Regions from separate parts of the Mus musculus genome. Here region 2 is linked to region 1. A link is a loop called in an ENCODE intact Hi-C map of the cell type or tissue named here. Cell type or tissue: gastrocnemius. All regions are shown on one strand. Links, peaks and the distances in the headings refer to the core of each region. The heading gives the core; the rest is flanking DNA.

The links. Peaks named below come from ENCODE experiments on the same cell type or tissue, not always from the same donor. Only the 100,000 strongest peaks of a DNase experiment are listed, where the experiment ranks them.
Region 2: a loop joins it to region 1, with 7 times the contacts of the local background. A loop is called at or near these places in 27 of 42 quality-filtered maps.

What each region holds. Positions count from the first base shown.
Region 1 is chr9:43,982,295-43,986,963 of GRCm38, forward strand. No RefSeq gene overlaps it. Among named protein-coding and RNA genes, the nearest start is that of Gm30373, 10 kb to the left of the region's middle. In gastrocnemius, for the core only: a CTCF peak has its summit at 2,518 (motif pointing right); DNase peaks (open chromatin) are centred at 2,003, 2,293 and 2,510; H3K27ac peaks cover 2,765 bases.
Region 2 is chr9:44,062,903-44,067,571 of GRCm38, forward strand. Usp2 (ubiquitin specific peptidase 2) reads left to right here and starts at 4,119. Exons shown (of 13, transcript NM_198092.2): 1 at 4,119-4,318. Gm39325 (a long non-coding RNA gene) reads right to left here. Exons shown (of 3, transcript XR_870690.2): 3 at 3,423-4,329. In gastrocnemius, for the core only: a CTCF peak has its summit at 2,489 (motif pointing left); a DNase peak (open chromatin) is centred at 4,063; H3K4me3 peaks cover 466 bases; H3K27ac peaks cover 701 bases.

The DNA.
Region 1 (4,669 bases), core at 428-4,427:
ATAGAAAACATCTTATCCTGGAAGCTGTAGTGTGTCAGTGTGTCCCATAGTATACTCTTCTGTCCACACATCTTCACTTGCAAATGCTCCTCGCAATGAGTCATTGGTCTGGTTCGAGGCTTCTGAAACACCATCAGTACTAGACCCTCACCGTGACTCCTCCCAGTCGTCCTGTTGTTGCCCAGTGTCATGGAGATGCTGCACCCTTGGATCAGCAGGACTGGCCCTTCCACATGCCCCAGCAGTTCACAGATGATGTAGATTTTGGATCTGGGCCTGGGTGGGAGTTAAGCTGGTTAGCATACCAGCTCTCCCTTATCTGCACCACCCACCAGGGAGGGTTCCCCAGCACTGCTCTGGCTGGGCCACATGGCCATTGGTAGGAAGCAGACTCAGCTCTCCCACTCTCATGCTCTCCGGGCTAGCTCACCCACACCCTGCCTCCAGAGTCAGCCCAGTGGAGAGGCAGGGCCACTCTCCCAAGTGCTGTAGCTGGCAAGGAGCAGGGCCAACTCACTGCTCTCATCTCCAGACTGCCTCAGATGGCAAGCATCTAGAGGGATGATGGCCAGCATCTAGAGGGGTGATGGCCTATACAGCCCATGCCTAGCAGCAGCCTAGGGAAGGACCACTCACAGTGGACTAGGCCCTCCTGTAACCATTAGAAATTAAGAAAATGCCTAACAGACACCCCGCAGGACAATCCAATGGAGGCAGTTCTTCAGGTGAGCTACCCTCTTCCCGGGTGACTCTAATTTGTGTACAAATGACAAAACTAACTAGCTAGGAAGCAACACTGCTTGCTGCTCCAACCTGGGGCATCTATGGATAGGAGTTTCAGGAATACAGGAAATCAGGAACGAGTATTCATACATGGGTACATATATACATACATCTGTACATTTATATACACATATATACATACATATAACCATATATATGTATATCCACCCATATCTACATGTACATACCATACATCGAGCCATCCAACAATGCATGTTATCAGATGCCCCATCCCTCAGATCCTGAGCTGGACACATGGAGATCTCCTCCTCCTCTTTTTCTTCCTCCTCCTCCTCCTCCTCCTCCTTCTCGTCACAGTGGGAAAGAATCCAGGAGTAGGATGTTTTCCAAAGCTTGTTCTTTGACAGTGCTGACTAATGGAACTTCCTGGGGTGACACCAGTGTTCTGTGTCTGTGCTGTCCCCTGGGCCCCACCATCTCTAGCCCACATGGATGCTGAGCATCTGAAGTGTGTCTATTGGGACTGAAGAACTGAATTTTCCCTCCTAATACAGTTGTAATGAACTTAGACATAAGCCTTATTACATGATGCAAATGAGCAGCTCGTGGACCAGATGCCACAGCTGTAAAAGCATCATCCACCCTGTGTACATATGCATTAATGCATGTTCATGTACATATATACATATATGTGCAAATATATACAATACATATATGTATATGTGTATATGTGCAAATATACATATATTTAGATATACATATATGTACATATATACAAAAATGTACATACACACACACATATATATATGCAGAGAGGGAAAGGAGGAGTCAGGAAGGGGTAACCTCTGGTAGGACTAGGAGAGACTCTAGGACATCCTCTTAGAAGTATTTATTGAGGGCCAAGAAGGGACAGACTTTGATAATACAGCATTTGACACACAGTAGGGAAGAAGAGCTATTAGCCAGGTGTACAGCACTGCTCATCTCAGATACTGTAAATCAGGAAAGGCTTCACAGAAGAGATGATTTCAAAGGTAAAGCATCAGATAGAAACTGTCAGAAAGGGGTTTGTGCAAAGGCCCTGAGGCACAGCAGACCCAGATGACAATTAAGTAGATAGGGAGCTCAACTCAAGCAGCCGTGCTCAACCCCTCGCAGTGGGTAGCACATGCTGGGCCCTCCCCAGAGGAGGAGGGGGACAGGCACAGTGCCAGGCAGGCCACATCTAGTTTGCTCATTCCTCTCCCATGACTCCTGATGTCTCCACCCACCCCATAAACATGATTTGGAAAATCTCTTGTCCCAGTCCCCGGCTGAGCCAGTTCCTCTGCCCTTGTGCACCCTCTCTGAGGTCAGCAAGAGCTGGGAATTGAGCCCTCGTCCCTCCAGGAGCTCCTGACTCATTCTGGAGAGAGCAGCTAAGCCTGCATTCTCAAAAACCAGTTCCAACTGGAGGGGAACAGACATGACCCCAGCTTAGGGACACAGACACCAGAGAGCAGGGTAGGGAGAGCCAGAGACAGCAGGAAAGAATTTGGCAGCGGGACAGAGGCTGATGGGAAGAGATATTTGACAGACAGCCCACACCAGTAGGAGACAGACATGCCAGGGACAAAGATGACACAAACGAGGAACAAGGACATACCAAGGCAACCAAAGACAGCACCAGGACATCCAAGTATAAAAAACAGACTGGACTGTCACCCTGGAAATGGTGGGGTAGACTCTCCCGCAGCACTGAGCTGTCACATTCACTGTCTGCAATTGCAAAGAAGACCACAAGAGGGCACCATTGCTCCAAGAAAGCTCACAAGCCTGGTGGTTCAGAATGGTCAAATCAGACTCCCTGGTTTTGGCAAGTCTGTAGGAGGCTAAGGACCAAGAACCTCCACACTCTAAGCTGGAGAGTGTCCTTTCCTTGCCCCAGGATGTCCTCAATCTAGTTCTTGGACTCCACATTACCTGTCCCTAGCCTAGCTCATTATTACCGTCTGAAGCTGGGCATACCAGGCATGGCCCCTGCGTTTGCTTGAAAGGGGGGAACAACACGCAGGTCTGGGGTCTGAGACATGCACTGAGCCTAGAGCAGGCTTTGGTTTCTTCTTGATGAATCCTTGGGTTCAAAGCATGCCCCACACAAGTCTGACCCCATGTTCAGCAGCAGTCTACAGGGCTAAAAACAATGCCACCCAGGGCTGCGTTCACAGAACCATGTGGCTTCAGGATGCAATTAGTAATGTGGTCACATCTTTGAAAGAGCTGTTAATAAGCCAATGTAAAGCAGGGGGACAAGCCCTGTGGAACTGCCCTTGTTACATCAGTGACACAGCAATATTGTTAAATACACTTTGTCATCTCTAAGACAAGCGTCTATAGCCATTACCCATTTTGCAGATGGAAAAACTTGGACAGATTCCCTCCCATGACTCTTCTCTTCCCCCTGAGCCATAGCCATGGTTACAGCTTAGCCTTAATTCCCAAATGGCCTTGAACTTCCTCCTGCCCTTTAGCCAATCCATCCACTGCCCTCTCCTGGTTCTGTTCCCGGAGTCTTAGGGATATAACCAGGGTCCTGCACATCTAGGTCGCTGCCCTACTACTGAGGTAGATCCCTGTGGTGGCTATTCTTGGTTGTCAACTTGATTACATCTGGAATTAACTAAAGCCCAAGTGGCTGGGTACATCTGTGAGGGATTTTTTCTTGATTGAATCATTAGATCATTTGAGGTCGGAAGGCCCACCCTAAGTCCAGATCATTTGAGGTCAGAAAACCCACCCTAAAATCTGGGCCACACCTTCCATTGGCAGCCTATACAAAAGGCATGGAAAAGGGACGCTTTTGCTCTTTGCCTGCCTGTTCAAACGCTCACAGGCAAGTGTTCTCCTTCACTGGTGTTAGAGTTCTTGGATATCTGTTGGTAGGCAGCCATTGTTGGACAAGCTGGACCACAGCCTCAAGGCATGCTAATAAATTCCATATAAACTAATAAATTCCATGTAATTCCATATATATGTATATGGAATATACATATATACACATATATGTATATCTAATATATCTATATATATGTATATTAGATGTATAGATAACATTATATATAATATGTTACATATTATATATCATGTAATATAGATAATATATTATATAATATATATATATGTATGTATGTAAAGAGAGAGAGAGTCCTTCTCTTCCTCTAGAGAACCCTGACTACTACAGTCCCTACCCTCTGCTGAGTTCAGTGTCTTCAGGCACCCAAAGTTCTAGGCACCCAAGACAATTTTGATCTTGTCACTAATATATGTGCAGTGTGTGGCCATGGATGGCATGACCCAATAGCCCTCAACCAGATACATCATCCTGTCCCCTCTGCCTCCCTGACTCCAGCCTTCCACCCCTGCCCTGAAGTCTACGCCTCCCAGTACCCTCACCTCAAAGGACCGCAGTGCCCTCATCCCTCCCCCCCACCCACCCCACCCCACCCCCCGTGCAACTCCAAGCTGTCCTGGGGACACTGCAGCCAGAGTGGCATGACTGAAGATCCTTTCTAGAGGGACGCTCTTGCCCCTCCCTTGCCCATCTTACTAACGAAACAACGGTCCCACAGTAAATTAGAATTACAACCCAGAAGCTTGTGCTGGAAGGAGGTAAAGACTGGGGCCCTGGAGCAAGCCAGAGGAAGATCCTGTCTCTCAGAGATGTCTTCCCGAGCTGAGACAATGAAGAGTCCCTGCTGGGCAGAACCACGTCACTCCTTCTATTTAAACTTCAGTTTCATGTCAGGATCCCAAGATGAACTTGGGGTTAGACATCAGTCATATTGGATTAGGGCCTGTCCATCTGTCCTCAGTTTGCATTGATGTCCCTTTCAAAGGGCCACCTCCAAGCACAGCCAAGTATTGGCTGGTCTACCTGGGGTTGGTA
Region 2 (4,669 bases), core at 142-4,141, 80 kb after region 1:
TGTGTATATATATATATATATATATATGTATGTATGTATGTATGTATGTATATCCTCCCCTGCACCTGAACCTGAACCACACCACTTCATGGTGGAGGGCTCCAGGCCAAGTCAGTGGGGACAGAACCATTTTACCTTAACAGCGAGGCAGCTCAAGGCCATCCAGCTGTCTTTGCCTGGGATCACAGAGCAAAGACCACAAGACCTCTCCCAAGTAATTTGCCTTAACACAGGCAGGAACTTTCCATTCTTTAGCACTCTTATCTATCCTGGCTTTTAGAGGCACTCCCAAACTGTCTCTTCGGAACATACGTAACTGTAACTGCATCTGACGAACGTAACATCTAATGAGGCTTTCATGTTTTGCTAATAATTAGGTTTTCTATGAACCATAATCAACTATCCTGGAACAAGACTAATCTATCTGCTCCTTTCTAACCCTCTCCCCTCCTGCAGCTTCCCTCTCCTTAACTCCTGCCTTCCCTCTTACTACCTAACCCATCACAAAACCCTGTCGTTTGCTGACAGCAAAACGTGCCCAGGACACAGCGATCTCTCATCAATTCTCTTGCTTCCACAACCCCAGTGAGTGTTCCTGTCATCTCTCCTCAGGTGAATTGGCCGAGTATCCTTGTTCTGCTCTGGCTCTCTTTGGATCCATCCTCCATTCAGAAGTCAGATCCAGGTCTCCCATCTCAGTGTATGGAGACTTGGCCAACGGAAGGTGGTCTTGCGCAGCAGCAAGATCAAGTGGATCTTCACAATTTGAGCCAAAAAAGGAGCATATTAATGGGCTAGGACACAGACTAGAATATCCCTGATTTACTTAAGGGTCATATCATAGGGAGGTGCATCCCTGGCTAGAGGCTGGGTCTGGCTATAAAGCCCCATATATGACTCTAATGGCTTTATCTTTTTTATGGTTTCCTGGGTGTCCTAGTTAGGATTAATATTGCTGTGATGAAACACCAAGACTAAAAGTAACCTGGGGAGGAAGAGGGTTATTTGGTTTACACTTCCACATCATTGAAGGAAGTCAGGACAGGGACTGAAGCAGGGTCAGAGTCTGGAGGCACAAGCTGATGCAGAGGCCATAGAGGCGTGCTGCTTATCGGCCCTCATTGTGGACTGCTCAGCCTGATTCCTTATGGAATCCTAGACCCCAGTCCAGGAGTGGCCTCACCCACAATGGACTGGGCCCTCCCCACATCAGTCACTGGTTAAGAAAAGTCCTAATGCTGGAGCTTAGGGAGGCACTTTCTCAATTGAGGTCCCCTCCTTTCAGATGACTCTAACTTGTGTCAAGTTGAGAAAATTAGCTACCACACGGGGAGGGAGCAGGTAGGACGAATCAGCAAGACAATTCAGGAAACCATGGCGGTTATGATTAATTGATGCAGCATGGTAAGCTGTACCAATACACTACTCCAACCACACCCACCTAGTTTTCCTCAAAATTAGCATTTGGCTTCCACCTCAGGACCTTTGCGCTTTCTGTCTGTGCCTTAGAGTCATCTGAAAGGAGGGGACCTCAATTGAGAAAGTGCCTCCCTAAGCTCCAGCATTAGGACTTTTCTTAACCAGTGACTGATGTGGGGAGGGCCCAGTCCAGCCTCCCCTCTGCCTAGAACATTCTTTCTCTAGATATGTACCTGGCTCACTTCTCACCATCTGCAGGTCACCTGTGTTACTTCCTCACTGGGCTATCTCAGACCACAACCTACATGCTCCTTACCACCCCTAGCTGTCTAGCTGGCTTCTGTCGATCTAGCCCCACCCCACACATTGGATTCTGTACTTTTTCCTTTTCCTTCTGTTCCTACTAAAATGGGAGCCCCTTAAAGAGAGGCTGTACCTGCTGTATCTCCTATATTTAAAATAAAATTCGAACAGAGTCTGGTATATTCCATACCTACAAGTTCAATGAAGAGGTGGAGTGAGGGTTGGTAAGAATTTAAGTATTGGGGGCTGGAGAGATGGCTCAGCAGTCAAGAGCACTGACTGCTCTTCCAAAGGTTCTGAGTTCTTATCTCAGCAACCACATGGTGGCTCACAACCATCTGCAATGAGATCTGACACCCTCTTCTGGAGTGTCTGAAGTCAGCTACAGTGTACTTACATATAATAAATAAATAAATCTTTTTTAAAAAGGTTTTAAGTATTGCCTTCTGGTTGTGTCTACATTCTTTGGGAAATATGAGAAGAAACTTGAAATTGAGGACACATGATGATATTGGAGGAAAAATTCAGGGGAGGAGCTAAGGGCTTAGGAGAATTAATGATGCAGGCAAAACTGAAGTCTTGGGACTTATCTTGGCACTAGCCTACTTGGTTGGGCAGCTTTCCTCATCAGTCAGGAAGAAGGGTGGGGTATAAGAGCCAAGTGGGAACAGGCTGGAAAGATGGCTCAGTGGTTAAGGGCACTGGCTACTTTTCCAGAGGTCCTGAGTTCAGTTCCCAGCAACCACATCTGTAATGGGATCTGATGCCCTCTTCTGGCACGTAGGTGTATATGCAGATAGAGTACTCATATACATAAATCTTTTTTTTTAATTTTTAAATAAAAATTTAAAAAAATAATCAAGAGGGGGAAAATATATCAAGATTTGCCCTGGCCCTTTTTTTTTTAAGAGGAAACTTAACAGGGTTAGCATTTCACTTTTGTTGTATTTTGTTTTTATGATTTTTGTTTATGTGTTTGTGTGCACATGCACATTTGGAGCTCAGACCATGTGAGTTGGTGCAGAGGCAGGTGGATCTCTGTGAATTCAAGGATAGCCTGGACTATGGAGTGAGTTCCAGGACTACATAGAAAAACCTTGCCTTGAGGAAAAAAAAAAAAAAAGAGGGGCTAAAGAGATGGATGGCTCAATGGTTAAGAGCACTGACTGCTCTCCCAGAAGACCTGGGTTCAATTCCCAGCAACCGCATGGCAGCTCACAACTGTCTGTAACTCCAATGTCTGATACCTTCACACAGACATACACACAGGCCAAACACTAATGCACATAAAATAAAAATAAATTATTTTTTAAAAAAGAATAACTCTGATTTTTCTTAGGGGGTGTTATCTAATTTAACAATAAATAACTCTTAGAAGTCAAGTTTGCAGGCTGGATAGATGGCTCAGCAGTTAAGAGCACTGTCAGCTCTTCCTAAAGGACCAGGGTTCAATTCCCAAAATCTAAATGGCAGCTTACAACTGTCTGTAACTCCACCTCCAGGGGATCAATCATACATGCAAGCAAAGCACCATTGCACACAATAACTAATTGATTAAAAATAAAGTCATTTGCTTAAAATTAAAATACAAGTTGCATCTTTTTTTCTTATTCTAAACCTGATAGCTTAGATGAAATGCTATCCTTTCTTGGGCTAAGTCCTCCCAGTAGTCACCTAAGCGAACTGCATTAGTAGACATGTACAAGACACTTGACATTTATTTACCACTTGAACATGGTCTCCCTAGGCTTCAGCTACATTGTGCAATAGATGACTATAGTGGTTCTTTTACAGGACCATTAAAAAGATTAAATGAGAAAGCTAATATATGCAAAGTACTTATCACCATGTCTAGTAATGTACTTAATAAGTAGCCCATAGAATGCGTCACTTGAATAGTCATGTACGTTGATAGTGTGTTGAATGGACATAATCTTTTTTTACCTGATTGATTGACCTATGGGGCTCTATAAATATTGCTATGAGATATACATGGTTGTTTAAATAAATGCATTTTTAAATATAAATAAATAAAATAAAAAAGTAGGCAGAAAAAGAGTCTATGGAATAGAACATTCCCAGCCCGGTAGGAAAGCCTTCTCTAAGATCTGAAAGCTGGAATGTTGCCTTTTCCCGTGAAGTGACCCTCTGTCTCAGTCTTCCCAGCGCCAGGACCTATCAGATTCCAGTCCACTTCTTTCCTTGCGCCACCGGCTCCAAACAGGCGTGCTTTTTCTCCACGTGGTTCTCTGTATATACCCGGTTACCTGGGAGATGCGCGCCGGGCGGGGCTCTACTGACGCAACAATAGGAACAAGCCAATAGCCATGACGTATATCAGTGACGCAAACGCGGGGTGTGGTTTGGCCGGCCCGGGCGCAATGAGGCTGCTGCCCGCTGGGTGGCGCCGATTTCCCGGGGAGGTCCTTTCTGGGCCCCCGGCGGAGGTGGGGGAGAGGCGGGCAGGCACCGAGCGAGGCCAGGGAGCCCTCTGCGTCAGCCACTGCTCGCTGCGCCGCGCCAGTACCAGCCAGGACTCATCCGCAGCTCCATGCTTGTGCCCGGTTCGACTCGTCCATCCTCCGAGAAGAGGCAGGTACGTGCCACCTGTCGCAGGTCGGGGAAGGAAAAAGCCAGGGTCAGTACCAGCTTTGAGACTCGGAAAGTAGGGTGTCAAAGGCAGCCTGGGCAGTCTGGACGTGAGAAATGTAGGGCGAGGGCCAGATGTGTGGAGGGGGAGACTCCAGCTGTGGGTGCCAGTGTATGAGAGGGGCTGCCAGCTGCCAGCTCGGGGTGCCAGGAAGAGCCATCTGTGTGCTGATCAATGTGTTCTGAGGAAACACTGTAACCGCGGGTACAGGTCTCCCCGCCCTGTGTGTTGTGTAGCCCGAGAATGACCCCTGGACCCTGACACCCCCCTCTCCCCACGTGTGTGTGCAGCTAACAA